Regions from separate parts of the Mus musculus genome. Here region 2 is linked to region 1. Evidence: chromatin contacts called from ENCODE Hi-C data. All regions are on one chromosome and are shown on one strand. Each heading gives the region's core, a stretch centred on a gene start or an enhancer-like site at or near the end of the contact. The rest is flanking DNA. Distances are from core to core; before and after follow the strand shown. Region 1 has its middle 50 kb from the start of Gm32590. Region 2 holds the start of A930035F09Rik (a long non-coding RNA gene).

Region 1 (7,375 bases), core at 3,185-5,684:
AGGTATCATTCTTCAGGAGCTTGCTTCTTGAGACAGGAATGCTCTGACTCAGTTAGACTGACTAGCCTGAGAGTCCCAGTGACCTGGGACTGTCTCTACCTGCTCAGCAATTGAATTGTGTGTGTGCCACCAAAATGCAGCTTTTACACAGGAGTTTTTGGAATTGCATTTAGTCTTTGTGTTTGTTTGGCAAGTGGTTTTTCAACTGAGCATTTTTTTCAATTTTAATGTTTTATTTCTTACTGCTTTGTTGAACTTAGTTGGTCTATTTTTTTTCTATGGAACCTTCAGGAATTTCTGCATGTAAGATACATCATCTTTGATCATATTTTACTATTTGAATGCATCTTCTTTTCTTTTCTTTTCTTTTCTTTTCTTTTCTTTTCTTTTCTTTTCCTCTCTTTTCTTTCTTTTTTTTTATTGGTTATTTTATTTATTTACATTTCAAATGTTATCCCCTTTCCCTGTTTCTCCTTCACAAACCCCCAACCCATCCCTCCTCCCCCTGCTTCTATGAGGGTGCCCCCCCCACTCCCACCTCATTGCCCTAGCATTCCCTTACACTGGGGCATAAAGCCTTCACAGGACCAAGGGCCTCCCCTCCCATTCCCTGGGAGCTCTGGGAGCAGGGGTCTGGTTGGTTGATATTGTTGTTCTTCCTATGGGGTTACAAACTCCTTCAGCTCCTTCAGTCCTTCCCTAACTTCTCCACTAGAGTTCCCGTGCTCAGTCTGATGGTTGATTTTGTGCATCCCCATCTGTATTTTAACCCAGAATTGCTCCTGTCTAAAGGAAATGCAGGGAAAAAGAGTGGAACAGAGACTGAAGGTTACGGCAGAGCCATTCTGGAGACAGCTATATCAGGCTCTTCTTGGTATCAGCAACCACTTATTGATATCAGCAATTGTGCCTGGGTTTGGTGTCTGCATATGGGATGGATCCACAGGTGGGGCAGTCTCTAGATGGCCTTTCCTTCAGTCTCTGTTCCACTCTTTTTCCCTGCATTTCCTTTAGACAGGAGCAATTCTGGGTTAAAATTTTGGAGATGGGTGGGTGACCCCATCCCCTCAACCGGGGCCATGTCTAACCTCAGGATATGGTCCCTACAGGTTCTTTTTTTCCCCTTTGTTGGATATTTCAGCTAATCTCATCCCCATTGGATCCTGTGAGCCTCTTGCTTTCCTGGCATCTGAGACTTTCTAATGGCTACCCCCAGTTCCCCATCCCCCATTGCTACGTCTGTTCAATTTCCTGACCCTCTGTATGTTATCCCTGTCTCCTCCCATACCTTTTTCCCCACCCCTTCTCTTTTCCTCCCAAGTCCCCCCTCCCCCCATCCTCTACCTCCCATGACTATTTTGTTCCCCCTTTTAAGTAGGACTGAAGCATCCACACTTTTGTCTTCTTTCTTCTTGAGCTTCGTGAATTGAGCATCGTTTTAACCACTATCTTATCATTGATTTGATGGGACTGAAGAAGAGGTGGTTCACCTGTATATAGCAGTAAATGTGGTTTATATAATAACATGTACTGAGGCACAGGACTTAACCAAACGCTTGAGCATCTAGCTGCAGGGAAAACATGTCTTTTGTTCTTAGATTAACTTACAGTATCTCTGAGAAGTAAAGCAAGAACTTTCCTGAGAACCAAGGGAGACCTGATCTTGTTTCATGGTTCTATGTAGTAGACCTGCAATGTTTTCCTAACTTCTCTGGGTCCTGAATAGATAATCTTATTCTGGGTATAGTCAGATGGCAGTAAGGAATATTCACAATACAGGAAGTTAGAGAAAGGGGTTCATGCCTTCCATGCTTTCATTTTATTAACAAAACAAATGGTAACAAAGATAAAAACCTAGCCACATGTTTCATACTCTAGTATTGGAGACTAACTCAGAATGAATATTAGGTGAACTGGTAAGAAAAGCTGGACAATGGCCATCATGGCAAGTGTGATCTTTGGGTCAGAATTCTTGGTCTATGTCTTTTGGTTCTGAGCAAGGAGCCTCAGTTACTCTCCTTTCTGATAAAAAAAAAAAGTACTAAGGATTCCTCACTTGAAGTCTAAGGGAGGTTGTCTTGTACATGACATGCAGTGAGAAAGGTTTTGCAAAGACAAATCTGAGTGTCTTCAGACTCCATAGAACTCCATAGCCCAGTCTGGGAGTGTGGCTCAGTTAGTAGACACTGGTCTAGGATATATGATGCCCCATGTCATTCTCAGAGATCCAGGACTCAAATGAGGTAGTGCATGGCTATAATCCCAGTACTGGAAGGTTGAGGCAGGATTCAAAGTTCAAGATCTGGCTATATAGCATGTTTGAGGCCAGTCAAGTAGAGATAAGATTGTATCTAATGTTAAAAAATAAAAATAATAATACATTTTTACAGAAATGAAATGAAGGAAAGAAATGTAGTGGTTTGATGTTGTGTACTAATATACACTCAAAATATTTATATATAAATACATTTTATCCTGAATAAACAGGTTAACATCTCTCAGCCGAGAAAACACATTCTTAAGTTCCACAGATTGAAAACTAATGCTTATATAATTTGAAAACAATTCTATCCACTTACTTTCAGTTTTTTATTAAAGAGACACCATTATGGTGATGAAGGTCTGTCTGGTACCATAATTCCTCAAGTGATGCCGCCATCACCTGTGTATATAAAGTATCTGTTTTACAGAAATTTCTCCAGCCAGTAGCTTTTAGTGTTGCCAAGCTTTTTATAATTTGGTTGTATCCTTTAGTGGCTATGCTGCATGAATTATGTTAAAAAATTAAATCTTAGTATAGGTGTGACATAAAAATATGTTCCTTCTGAAAGGCCAACTGAATTTTTATTCTGTGCAAATTTAACCCAAATCCTGTGGTAATAGCTTCATCTTAGGAAGTTTGTGTCTGAGATTGTGTTGATGTCAGACATGTAGATAAATGCAAATTAACTCTGTTATAATAAAATGCTCTAGTCTAGTTGAAATGATTATGTTTTCCTATCCATACTTTTAAGATACAACCGCAGATTTGATTTTATACCTAATATAATGTTTGTTATTTTAATCTGATGCTTCAGTTAATAGCGTTATGCTATGTTTACATAAGCCGGCTCCCTCTCTCTTCCAACACCGTGTTTGTAATGAATCACAGCACTGGGTTTCCAGAGAAAATTATAACCCAAGGCGATCTTCTGATATTGCCATATCCAGGTCTTTGAGAAGTAGGCAGGGCATGTATAAGTAAATAAATACATGCTGCCCAACATCCTAATAAAGATGTAAAGTGTTCTATTTAAAAATGGTTGTTTTATCTACACACTGCCAAATATACAGGCTTTTGGCTCTCTTTGAATGTGGGTGGGTGTTTGGAGACGTGTTCTCCATGGATCCTGTACTGGCTTCATATTGTTCCTTTTACTTGGGTTTAGGAAATGAAGAAGCAGGGACAGGGACTATGGGCTGCTGGTAAAAAGCCTTCTATTACAGAACTCTTGGCAATTCCCCCCTTCAGGGAAATCTGCTATCTTGCCTGCCAGGGATTTTGAAGGTTTCCCAGAGGCCCCAGGATTGTCCTTGTTCTTCCCTGCAGCTGGAGAGCAGGCATGCACTGGAGACCCCTCCCTCAGAGTGGACGCAGGCAGATGCTTCTCTTCAAACCAAATCACTTAAACAAGTGCACACACAGATGGGGCGTCTCATTTCCTTTACAACAGAGGGAGTCTGGGAGTGGGGCTCATTTGCTCTATCACTTTCCCAGCTCTTGTGAAGCTCTACGTTTATGCCCAGGTTTCCAGACTTAGAAACAAGCTCCCTTGCCTGCTATGCTATCTTGACAGCCCCCTAGGTGTTTCTTAATCCAACTGAGTGAAGTATGGAAATTAACTAGCACAGTGTAACCTTGATGAAGAGACCTATTAACTTCGTGATAACTTACCCTAGTGCAAGTCCCAAGTTATGGAAGTTGGAAATGAGATAGTTTGATTTTGAAGACAGAGGACAGATCATATACTGGCTCCATGTCAGACAATTGAATAAACAATGGGCAGTCCAAGATCCCTGGGAACTGAAGAAATGAAAAGAGACAGGAAGGGCAGAGTCCAACTTCCTTCTCTGGGAACTTGGCTTGGGCTCCATGAGCCAGCCTTGTCCTGCTAGTACTTGGCTAATCTTTGCAAGACGCTATCTCATTAGATTTCTTTGATGGAATACTGATGTGGGAAGCCTGGGCTTCTTATTCTCTGGAAAGAAAAAGACCCCAGGATTTAGAAGTATAGGAATCAGAAATTAAGAGCTTACTGGGACAGTGCTGTGTGATAGCCCTTGACATGTGACTGAAAATGTCACAGTCCTAATATTTAGGAGGGGCTTCTGAACGCTCTTGGAAGTTACATTCAAGTTTCTGGCAGCCAGTTCTGGTTATCACTGAGATCAGTATGCCTGAAGGACTGACCTTGGCTTGACCTTCTCTGAAGCTCTCAGCGAGATGGCAAGACAGCTTGATATTCTCCCATGGGGGTGCCTGCTGTTCCCAGGAAACTGCGACTGCAAAGAGCTAATCCACAGGGCTAGAGTGGGGCACAGCATTTTCTGAGATAAATTCCTGCAAGAGGTACAGGTGCATTGTGGGGAAAATGTGTGCCTGATCCTAGTTATTTTATCTTGTTGCCTATTGCATGTGGTCTGGAATGTTTGCCATAGGCTTTAGCCTATATGTTAATATGTTTTTACATTTTATGCATTGAGTTTAAATAAAATAATAAATGAGGCAAAAAAAAGTAGTTTAAATAAGATCTGGATGTCAGGACACTTCCGAATCAGAACGAAGGGATGAAGTGTCAGTCATTTTAAAGTCTAGGTGACAACATCACCAGAAGCATTAATCCTGATCGAAAGGTTTGTGCTACAAGCTGGCAAATAAAAGAATAGACTAGCTGATAAATAAACCAAAGAAATAGCAGAAGCCTGGCTCCCTTGCTGGTGAGACTACAAACCGCCTACCTGTCCCTACATTCAACAGCAATCGTATTATGATTAGAGTCCATAGGAAGAACAGTTTACATGGCCTGGCAGTAACTCATCAGAGCAGGCAACACTTCCTCTGATAACCAAACGTTATACTCACTGACCTTCCTTGGAAGATGAACCACAGGCCTGGAAGAACCCAGAACACCATTGTCCATCTTTGTGCCAGCAAGCCTGAGAACCTGTAACTACCTGGTCCATGTAGATGCCTCAGCTGTCTCCATCTGGTGCTAAAGATCCAAAGATTCTTGGAGAATGGCTCTCCAGCCTCCACTGGCAAAGGAAATGGGTTTTGATGCTAGCAAAAGATTGGAGGAACATCAACAGGACAGACATAATCTCCAGCAAGAAGTAAAGTCAGACAGGTGCAAGCTTTCCCTCAGATTTTTTTCATAAGTGGGACAATGCTCAAAGGTGCTGCCCATTGTGGTGGAAGGTCTTTTTTCACTTCAGTTAATTCTTTCTGGGAATTCCTTCATAGTCCTACCCAAAGGCATCTCTTTTAGCTGTTTTGAGATCCACAGACTCTTCATCATCACCACTGCACGCTCTCTCTCTCTCTCTCTCTCTCTCTCTCTCTCTCTCTCTCTCTCTCTCTCCCTCCCTCCCTCCCTCCTTCCCTCCTTCTTTCCCTCCTCCTTTCCTCCTTCCCTCCTTCCTTCCCTCCTTCCCTCCTTTGTGTGTGTTTACACACCCCCACTAGCTCAGCTGCAAGAACACATATGAACATGCAATATGTTTTCCTGACGTCTCCTTCTCTGATTAAAAGAATTCAACCCCCACAGTCCACTCCCTGATGCTGTCACCAGAGACCAGAAGTTGGCACTGAATAAAAATGGCTCAGACAGACACTCATGAAGCTATCATGCTTTTCCTAAAAGTTGTCTGTTTTCCCACAAATGTCTTTTTCCACTTCTTTTCTTTCCCCTACTAAAATGGTATATAGCTTCAAATTTAGTCCAGGTTTGAGTTGTAACTTTCTGTGAAATCGAGCATAATGCGTGAATTAAAAAAAAAATCTGTCTTTCCTTTATCTTTTGATATGATTAAGCTATTAAACATTATTATTACTGTTGTTATTTGTACGTGTGGGGGGAGGGGGGTGGGAGGGGTCTGTGTTTATATGTACATGTGCCACCACTCACCTATGGAGATCAGAGGACAACTTTAGAGTCTGTTCTCTCCTTTCACCTTTGTAAGACTTCTGAGGACGAAACTTAGGTTGTCAGCTTTGCACAGAAAACACTTTTACCCTCTGAACCATCATCACATTGACTTAATTTCCCCTCCTCTCCTGTCCTCTCCTGTCCTCTCCTGTCCTCCCCTCTCCTCTCCTCTTTCCCTTCCCTTCACTCCCTCCCTCCCCACTCCTCTCTCCTCTCCTTCCCCCTACTCTCCTCTCCTCTTTTTCTTCTCTCCCTCTTCCTCTCCCCTGTTATATTCTTTACTTCCCTTCCTTTCTTTTATATTTTCTGCTTCTTTTCCTGACTTTTCTGTGTGTGATGGTAAGATCAACAGAATGCAGAGCTCTCTACATGCTAAATGCATACTCTACCCTGACCCCAATCGCAAGCCTTCCTTATTTGTTCTTACCAAAGTCTCCCATCAGTTTTTCTTATGGTTTTCTAGATAGTAAACTTAAGAGAATAGAAGGAATTTTTCTTTCCTGACAAAGAAAATTCAAAATTTTAATGAAATCCAAACTCATTCTTCCTACTCCAAAGCTCACTGGTGGCACTGCTCCCTTGGCACGGGAACAATGCAATGTGGCCAAATGAATGCGGGTGACATTTGGAGAGTCAGGGTTTTTTTTTTTTTTTTTTTTTGACTCTGGACTTCAGAAAGTACTGAGAGATGTCCTTTCTATAACAAAAGGCTCAATTTGAAGCCTATTATACTGCAAATAACAGAGCAACTCCTTGTTGACAAGGGATAATGCTTGAAAATTATCAAAGCAGATTTCTTTCAGAAATAAGGAAGGTTAATTTGTGATAGGTGACAACTGCTAGAACCCAGAAGTACTGGTGGAAAGGGCAGACTTCCCCACTGGCCCCGGATACAGCAGGATTCTATGCTTGGATGTGCAATGTCTGAACATTCTCCCAGATCTCAATGCTGTTTGTTAAGCAGCTACCTGCACAGTGACTGCAGCTCACCTTCACAAACCAACTGCACATTGGCTGAAGTAAGTTCTGGAAATGTTTATCCATAGAATTTACTACATATCTGCCATGCTCAACCATTTCTTCCATCTGTACCAAGATGGCAGATAGTGAAGGTGACTTGGTTATAAAGAGGGGGTATTTGCCCTTGTGTCCTTCACAGGGGCTTGGAAAAAGCAAGTGCTGAAGTG
Region 2 (7,375 bases), core at 1,384-3,883, 500 kb after region 1:
AAGTGCCTGTGGAGTTTAGAAGAGGGTATTGGATCCCTGGGAACTGTAGGTATAGGTAGTCTTGAATTATCCAGTGTAACTGTTGGGAACTGAACTTGAAAGAGCAAAACCTTCCCTTCACCACAATGCCATCTCTCCTGACCCAAAGGGATTCTCTCTCTCTCTTTTTTTTTTTTTTCTAAGTTTCTTTGTTCTGTGAAGGCAGTGTCTCAGGTAGCACAGACTGACCTTGAACTCACTCTGACCTTGAAACCCTGATCCTCATGCCTCCTGTTCCAGAGTGCTGGGATCGGGGCCCCATACCACCAAATGTGTAAACTGCAGTTTCTCTTCTTCCATGTTAGATGTTGGTTAGCTCCTAAGAATTCTTTGTTTCTTTATTGCCATAGGTTTGACTTTAAAAACAACACAATGCATAATCTTGACTGCACTTGATGTGGTTTTGAGCTACACTGGGATCCCCATATTGTACCCTTGAGAACTAGGTGGTCCAAAGGCCTTCTGGGAGCAATGACTCTCTTATTTCTAGCAAAGTGATGTGGCTTGGTGAAAGGAGCAAGGTTTTTCCACCCAGCTAGTTCATACTGGCTGTGCTCAAACAGGCCCCAACCTCAGCAGCCCCTGAGGTGGAACTGACCATGGACAGCCTCTATCCAGCACGGTTAGGGCAGCAGATAGATAAATCACCCGAAGGTAGAAGCAGACCCTGTCTCCTAGGCAGATCTGTGATATCAAGAAGAGGGATATGTGCACGAGACCAAAATAAAATCAAACTAGGAATACTGCCAAATTCTTCCTCTGTCTCACACTTGCTCTCCTATAAAGCCACTCTGTTTCCCTGGGTGGAGAAGTACAGGTATCTAAAATGGCCTGTCTCTCTTGATGGGATCCTATGGCACAGGAAAAGGTTGTTAACCAGAACGGTTAGCAGTATACCTACGCACTAGCTGGCAATTATTTATTAGAGTGGCTTGGCTCCATTTCTCAGACCCACTGTGGAAAAGAAAAAGTGTCTAGGAAAGCCTCAGTTCTGGAAAATGAGAAACAATAGCTTTAAGTATGTTTCCCCTAAAGTACACACAGGGCATGCCTTACAACCGAGAAAAGCTATCAAGAGAACTTAGGGGCTGAGCCAGAAAACTAGGAGTCTTTCACTGGTTCCCCAAGCTTCTTGTTTCTGGGTATGGGGAACTGTCCCTTCCAGGGCGCACCAGTTGATCACTCAAGTGTCCTAAGTGTGCCCCTTATCTCACCCGACCCAGGGCAGATTGGTTAAATACAGGCTTCAGCTTCGCCTGGGCTAGCCAGGCAAAGGGGTTCCTCTTCGGAAAGAGACAAGGATCTGGATCTCCACAATTTTGGCCTGGTTTCCCTCTTATGTCGACTCGCCAAGTCCGGCGAGGCGCCTGTCCGTTGGACTCCAGGACTAGGGTGGCGCGGGGTCACCCTGAATCTAAGGCTTGCCCAACATAGTTGGAATTGGCAAGGATGCGCCCGATGCCTGGCGCAGGGAGGCGGGGACACGCGCTCCGTGTGGCACATCGCCAGGGCTGCCGCCCCCCCCCCCCCCCCCCCCCCGCCGCCGCCACTCTCGTTCCCCTAGCTTTACCCTGGGCGCGGCTATCGCCTAGACCTTGCCTGCAGAGGGCCAACGGCCTCACGACTGCCCCTTCCGCTCGACTCAGGCGTTTGACTCCCGGCCTTCTGGCACGCCCAACCAACCCACCCGGAGTTCCAAAGGGTCGGAGAACCAAAGAGGAAGCTAGGGGCGACTAACCGGGGGCGCTCCGGGGCTGGCTCTCTGCACGCAGGGTTGGCGCTGCGGTGGGGCAGGGAGGGAGAGGCTGCGTTGGAGGCGGGGCTGGTAACCAGGGCCGGAAAGAAGGCTGGACTCTGGAGCCAGTGGGTCCTGCGCGGGAGCCCAGGAGGGAGATCCGCACAACGGACAAGCCTCAATTCAGCGCCCAGCCCAGACATCCAACGCAGAGTCCTGGCCTAGGGCACCAGTGTCCTGAGCGATCTTTCTCCCTGAATGACCCTAGTTTTTCAGCCAAAACCTTTGACCAGAGTCTCCTTGCCAGCATTCCCAAATCTTTGCAACCCCTTGTACCAGGTAGGAGTCAGTCTCTGTGGTGGCAGTATGTCTATAAATGCCACTTCCCAGAAGGCGTATGACCTTTTCACCTTACCCACCAGCTCCTTCGGAGGTCATTGAGCCCGGTATATGTACTTGATCAGAAGCCTCAACCAGTTTATGTCCCTGGGTGTCCTTGCTATTCATAAACCAAAGCCACCTGCTGCAGTTCTCGGAAAGCCCTCGAGGATGGAACCGGACTACATGGGGGAGGGGAGGCACTGGGCAGACACCAGGGACGCACCTCGTAAGTGGGTGGCGTATGAGGCTGGAGGATCAGTAGACACAATTGCCTGTAATCTAAACCTGGCACTAGGAGACCCTTGCAAAGATCATCCTGTCACCCTCACAAGGGGTCGTTGCCAGTCTTATCCTTCCCTCGGTGTGCACAGAAATGGGTCCCTCGACCCCTGATTCAGATTCTTGGAGTTCTACGTGGCTGGTCTGCGACTGTTGGCGGCTGCCCCCTAGCTGAAAGGCGCGCCACCATCCATCCTCCGAGCTCATGTAACCCCAAAGAAGAGGGGACCAAATCTCGGGGAACAATGCAGCCTGAAGCGTCAGGGGTGGGGATGGGGGTATCAGGTACCCATCCTCGCCTTTATGCACGGCGAGGAGACCTTGTTCCGCTGCAGCCAGGGTCCGTGCTCTAAGAAAGTCTGCCTATGCTTTACGTGGCAGACTGGGTCACAGTTCTCTAAGATCAACAGCGTGTCTCGCAGAACAACCAAGGCGTTCTTCTTTTAGTCTAAGTCCTACTCGGAGCGTCCTGGAGCGCCCGACTGCTTCCTGCCCCAAACCTCAGGCTGACACCCAGGAAGTGAAAGCGGGGACTGACAGCGCGATCCACGCCTCCGGGGGCGCCGGTACCTAGGGATTAGGAGTTCCGTGAAGTAGCAGCTAACCCCGGTCTCTCGGAACTCCTTGACTCCAGGATCCTCGCCTACACGAGCAGCCTAGTTCAGTTCTGGGGTGCAGAGATCTCGTCAAGGTAGACTAGCCTGCCACTGGGGCTGGTACCACTTGTACTGCCCCTTCTGACACACATACGTGACCTTGCGCTCTGGGCGCAGACAACCTGCTCCCTAGTGACCTTCTTCCCGCGGAGAGCACAGCAGGGTACCCGGAGGTGGGGTGGAGGGGGGAGCCCAGAGGACCAACCGGGAAAGCACGCGGAGAGAAACTTGTGTCTCTGAATCTCCAGCCAGGCAATCACTGGCAGAGCTGTGCGGGGAGGGGGCGGGAGGAAGGGAGGGAAGGGCTCTGGGAGGGAGGGGGAGGTCGGAGAGAGAGGCGGGTGCCAGTGGAGAAAGTCCTTGCTCTCCCGCTCATCTTTTCATTGCTCTCTCTCCTTCCCGCAGACAACCCGGACCTCCTCTGGGCGCCAGCTCCTCGGCTCCAACCCGTCCAGAATCAAGCGGGATTTTTTTTTTCTTTCCCTCTAGAAATTGGCTTTGGTGTGTCGCCCGCCCTCTCCCCTCCTCCTCGCAACTCCTCCCCTCTTTTTTTTCCTCCTTCTTCTTCTTCCTGAGACATGGCCCGGGCAGTGGCTCCTGGAAGAGGAACAAGTGTGGGAAAAGGGAGAGGAAATCGGAGCTAAATGACAGGATGCAGGCGACTTGAGACACAAAAAGAAAAGCGCTTCTCGCGAATTCAGGCATTGCCTCGCCGCTAGCCTTCCCCGCCAAGACCCGCTGAGGATTTTCTGGTTCTTAGGCGGACTTAAGAGCGTTTCGGATTGTTAAGATTATCGTTTGCTGGTTTTTCGTCCGCGCAATCGTGTTCTCCTGCGGCTGCCTGGGGACTGGCTTGGCGAAGGAGGATGGAGAGGGGGCTGCCGTTGCTGTGCGCCACGCTCGCCCTTGCCCTCGCCCTGGCGGGCGCTTTCCGCAGCGGTAAGTGACAGCCGGAGACGGGAGCAACCAGAGTGCCCGGGGCTGCCGAGTCCCCTCGGGCGAAGGGGTTCCAGCCCCAGCCACGGGACTTCCAGCCCCAGCCACGGGACGCGCGCACGGCTGCCGGGCGCAGGAAACTTGCCTGCGCAAGGAACGGAGAAGTCAGGGCGTCTGGGGCAGGAGGACCACAAACCCTCGGCCCCCTGCTCCAGTTGGTTGCTGGCTTCTCCTGCCTCTGTTTCGAGACAGAGCTGCCTACCTTCCCAGATCAGCACACCAATTATCTTAATAATGTTTCCTCCCAGAGGCAATTAAATGAGACTCCCTTTCAAAAATCTGATGGCTGCTGAGAGTTAATGAACACTTCACCGGGAGGACTTCCTGGTTCTCCTCAAAACACCCCTGCTCGGTTTCCTCTGGTGGGCGACACAGAGAGATAGCGGTCAGTCTTGGCGCTGGAACTCTCCGCTGCCTTTGTAAACCGTCTGTGATCAGTCTGAAGTATGAATGAAAGTCGCACTGTCAATAAAGGCTTTGGATCTATTCAGTGTGAGGTACCAGCGTGTCTGAGAATTCGTAACCCTGTTGCAGCTTCCAGTTGGCTTTTAAAACCACTCACTGTTAAGTAAATGAAAGGCAGTCCTGGGTATAAACAGTGCCTTGGAACATAAAGAGTGTGTTTAAAATGGGATCTGGTACAAATGTGTTCCACGTCCCCTGGAAAGGTGCTGAAGGCTAGGCAAGGGCTGATCGGAACAGTAGATCTTCATCATTATTATTAACTAATAGCTAAATGTTTACTTTGTCTGGCTCAGATTTCAATCAAAGTAATTAGGAGAAAAGTGCATCTACCACTTATTGTAGTATATTGTTTTAATAAGAGCTGAGCGGAGGGCTCTACCAGGAAGAATTTAAATCACTCCTTTATGATAGAAGTTAATCTCCTTAATGTGCTTTCCCCAGGTTTTGTGATTTCAACTATAGATCTCCCCCAACAGGTACCAAGCAGTGTTCTCAAAAGATATGCAAAATTTTTGTGAACACGGCTGGAATTCAATTTATTAATGAATTCGAGTTGGCGGCATCTTCCTATATACTCTGGAAGGGAAGCCAAACACTCAAAAAATCATGAATGTGGAGTTCAATTTGTTAATGAACCTGAGTTGGTGGAGTGCTTCTATACTCTGGCAGGGAATGAAATATCTTTTTCCTCTAACAGAAAGAACTCAAATGTTTAGAACTCAAACGGTTATCCTTCATAATGCGTAAGGATGGAGTGGAGGCCCTCAACTTTCCTAATGCTGCAACCCTTTTAGTACAGTTCATGCTGTGGTGACCCCCAACCATAAAATTATTTTTGTTGCTACTTCATAGCTGTAGTTTTGCTACTGTTATAAATCGTAATGTAAATATTTTTGGAGAAAGAGGCTTGCCAAAGGGGTTGAAACCCACAGATAGAGAACAACACTGGGTTAGAGCCATGTTGGGGTACCCAAAAGATGGTCATAATAACCAATGTGAAGAGCATTAAGACTTGTGTGGTACTGAACAACACACACACACACACACACACACACACACACACTTTTTAATTTTCTTAGCAGAAATGTGGGGGATGCTGAGAATCTGGACTCCACTCAACTGAAACCTTATTGCTATGCTTGAGGTGGCCAGGGCTGGCACATGACTCAGTAACTCTCTAGTCCTCTTAAAACCATATCCACCTCCTCCCAGTAAGTGTCTACTAAATTAATTCATTAACCTTATTTAGGACTAATGGTCCACAGTCATTAGGAATCGCTCTCTCCTAATCAAGTGTTAGAGAGACTGAACAGAGTGTGGGAGTCCAGCAGTCCACATTATCTTATTACACTGTCACTTTCTCAGAAGTCACAGATTAAAGTGCTCTGGTATGGTACCAACCCCACCTCACTGTCTTCTGAAGTGACTATCTGTCGACTGTTTTATTTCTCTCTCCTAACAGATGCCATGGTGGCTACACAGAGCTGGAGTGACTTAATGAGCTGGGGGGTGGGGCTGAGGGGGTCACTCTCCAAGATTTCTGCACAAAACAAAATAATGCCAGAGCCTCTGCAGAATCACACCACTGAGCTGGCTAACGTCATTAGCTGAGATTCTGAGCGTTGGTTGCAACATTAGTTCTTCTTGAAGACCTAAAGCTTTTAAAAACCAATGGGAAGCGAATCTGTAGGACCAACCCACTCCAATCTAAGAAACAGCCAGAAACATCTAGCAATTGGAGAAAACAACATAATTTATATTGTCTTCTTTTTAATTTATGGGAAATGACTTCTGTAATGCATGTAGCTTTATGCATTTTTGATGTGCACTTCATCTTTCATTTCCATTTGACCTGGTTTTCCTGTAATAAAATTCCTTAGATTTATAAATTCATGCTGAGAGCAAAGAATGCCATTCTCTTTCCACAGGGAATCTATTAGATGTAATATTAAAATCTATATATACCATTACTGGATGTTTGTGATTGATAGGCTTATACATTTCAATATTTCATACCTGTACTTCCTACATAGTTTATGCACCAAATTTTTATTGCCTAAAATTAAGCATCAATAAATGGGGTGGCATTTGCAGGCTGTGGCTCTCCTGTGCGAAACCCATAATAGAGAGTGACAGTAGCGATCTATGCTGAATTGTAAACCAGCCCAGAGTCTGGTTTATTTAGCTATTAGAGAGTCACTCCAGCATTTGAGGTTTTGTAGTGGTGGTGGTTTGTTTTTCAGTAAAGGTTGAAAACTGGAGAGCTTTTCTTTCCTGGGATGTGAAGACATAGCTCACCATCTGTGATACCCAGACCTCAGTGGCCGAGGCTTCCCCTAACATTTAGTAATTAGAATTAATGCTGTGTGGCTATTTATTTTTCTTTCTGCCCCATTGCTTTGATCTGGTCTCCAAGGCTGAACAACTTGGATAAGTAAAGCCGAGTTCTTTCTGCATCACCAGCTGCACTTTGTTCTCTGCTGATTTGAGTCTCAAAAGCAGAGATAACTCAAAATCACTTAGATTTACAGGCAGATAAAACAACAACAAAAGGAGGTTAGGCTTCAGGCCAATCAAAGTCCTGGAAGACAGTCCCCACTGGTCAATGACACTGACCAGGCTTATCATCAAAAAGCCACTTGCAAGGAGTGGCACAGCATCTTTTAGGCACCTTCCACTTAGAGCGGTTCCTTAATGTGATTACACTTCTTGGAAGATAATTAAGTCTAGCAGGAGCTCCCAGGGGGCTGTGTTAACATCAATTGAGGGGGTTTAATGTTTTTAATGCTAGAAGACCTCTTTCTTTGGAAGGAAGTTTGGGTGT

What was found. A loop is a pair of places that touch in the nucleus more often than their neighbours do.
Region 2: a map of heart shows a loop between it and region 1 (3-fold over the local background). The contact joins the promoter of A930035F09Rik here to the enhancer-like site in region 1. A Hi-C loop is called at or near these places in 4 of 37 maps with a recorded cell type or tissue (adrenal gland, heart and left cerebral cortex).

The regions. Positions count from the first base shown.
Region 1 is chr8:127,852,462-127,859,836 of GRCm38, forward strand. No RefSeq gene overlaps it. Among named protein-coding and RNA genes, the nearest start is that of Gm32590, 50 kb to the left of the region's middle. Within about 2 kb of position 4,435, at least 1 of the 3 ENCODE cell types and tissues checked has a DNase peak (open chromatin) inside an H3K27ac peak, as active enhancers do; it is heart, where a contact is called at or near this core.
Region 2 is chr8:128,355,604-128,362,978 of GRCm38, forward strand. It overlaps A930035F09Rik (a long non-coding RNA gene), which reads right to left and starts at 2,634. Exons shown (of 3, transcript XR_879381.3): 1 at 1,778-2,634. Nrp1 (neuropilin 1) reads left to right here and starts at 3,470. Exons shown (of 17, transcript NM_008737.2): 1 at 3,470-4,029. The coding sequence starts at 3,957. It overlaps Mir1903 (microRNA 1903), which reads left to right and starts at 3,638; the gene lies at 3,638-3,717.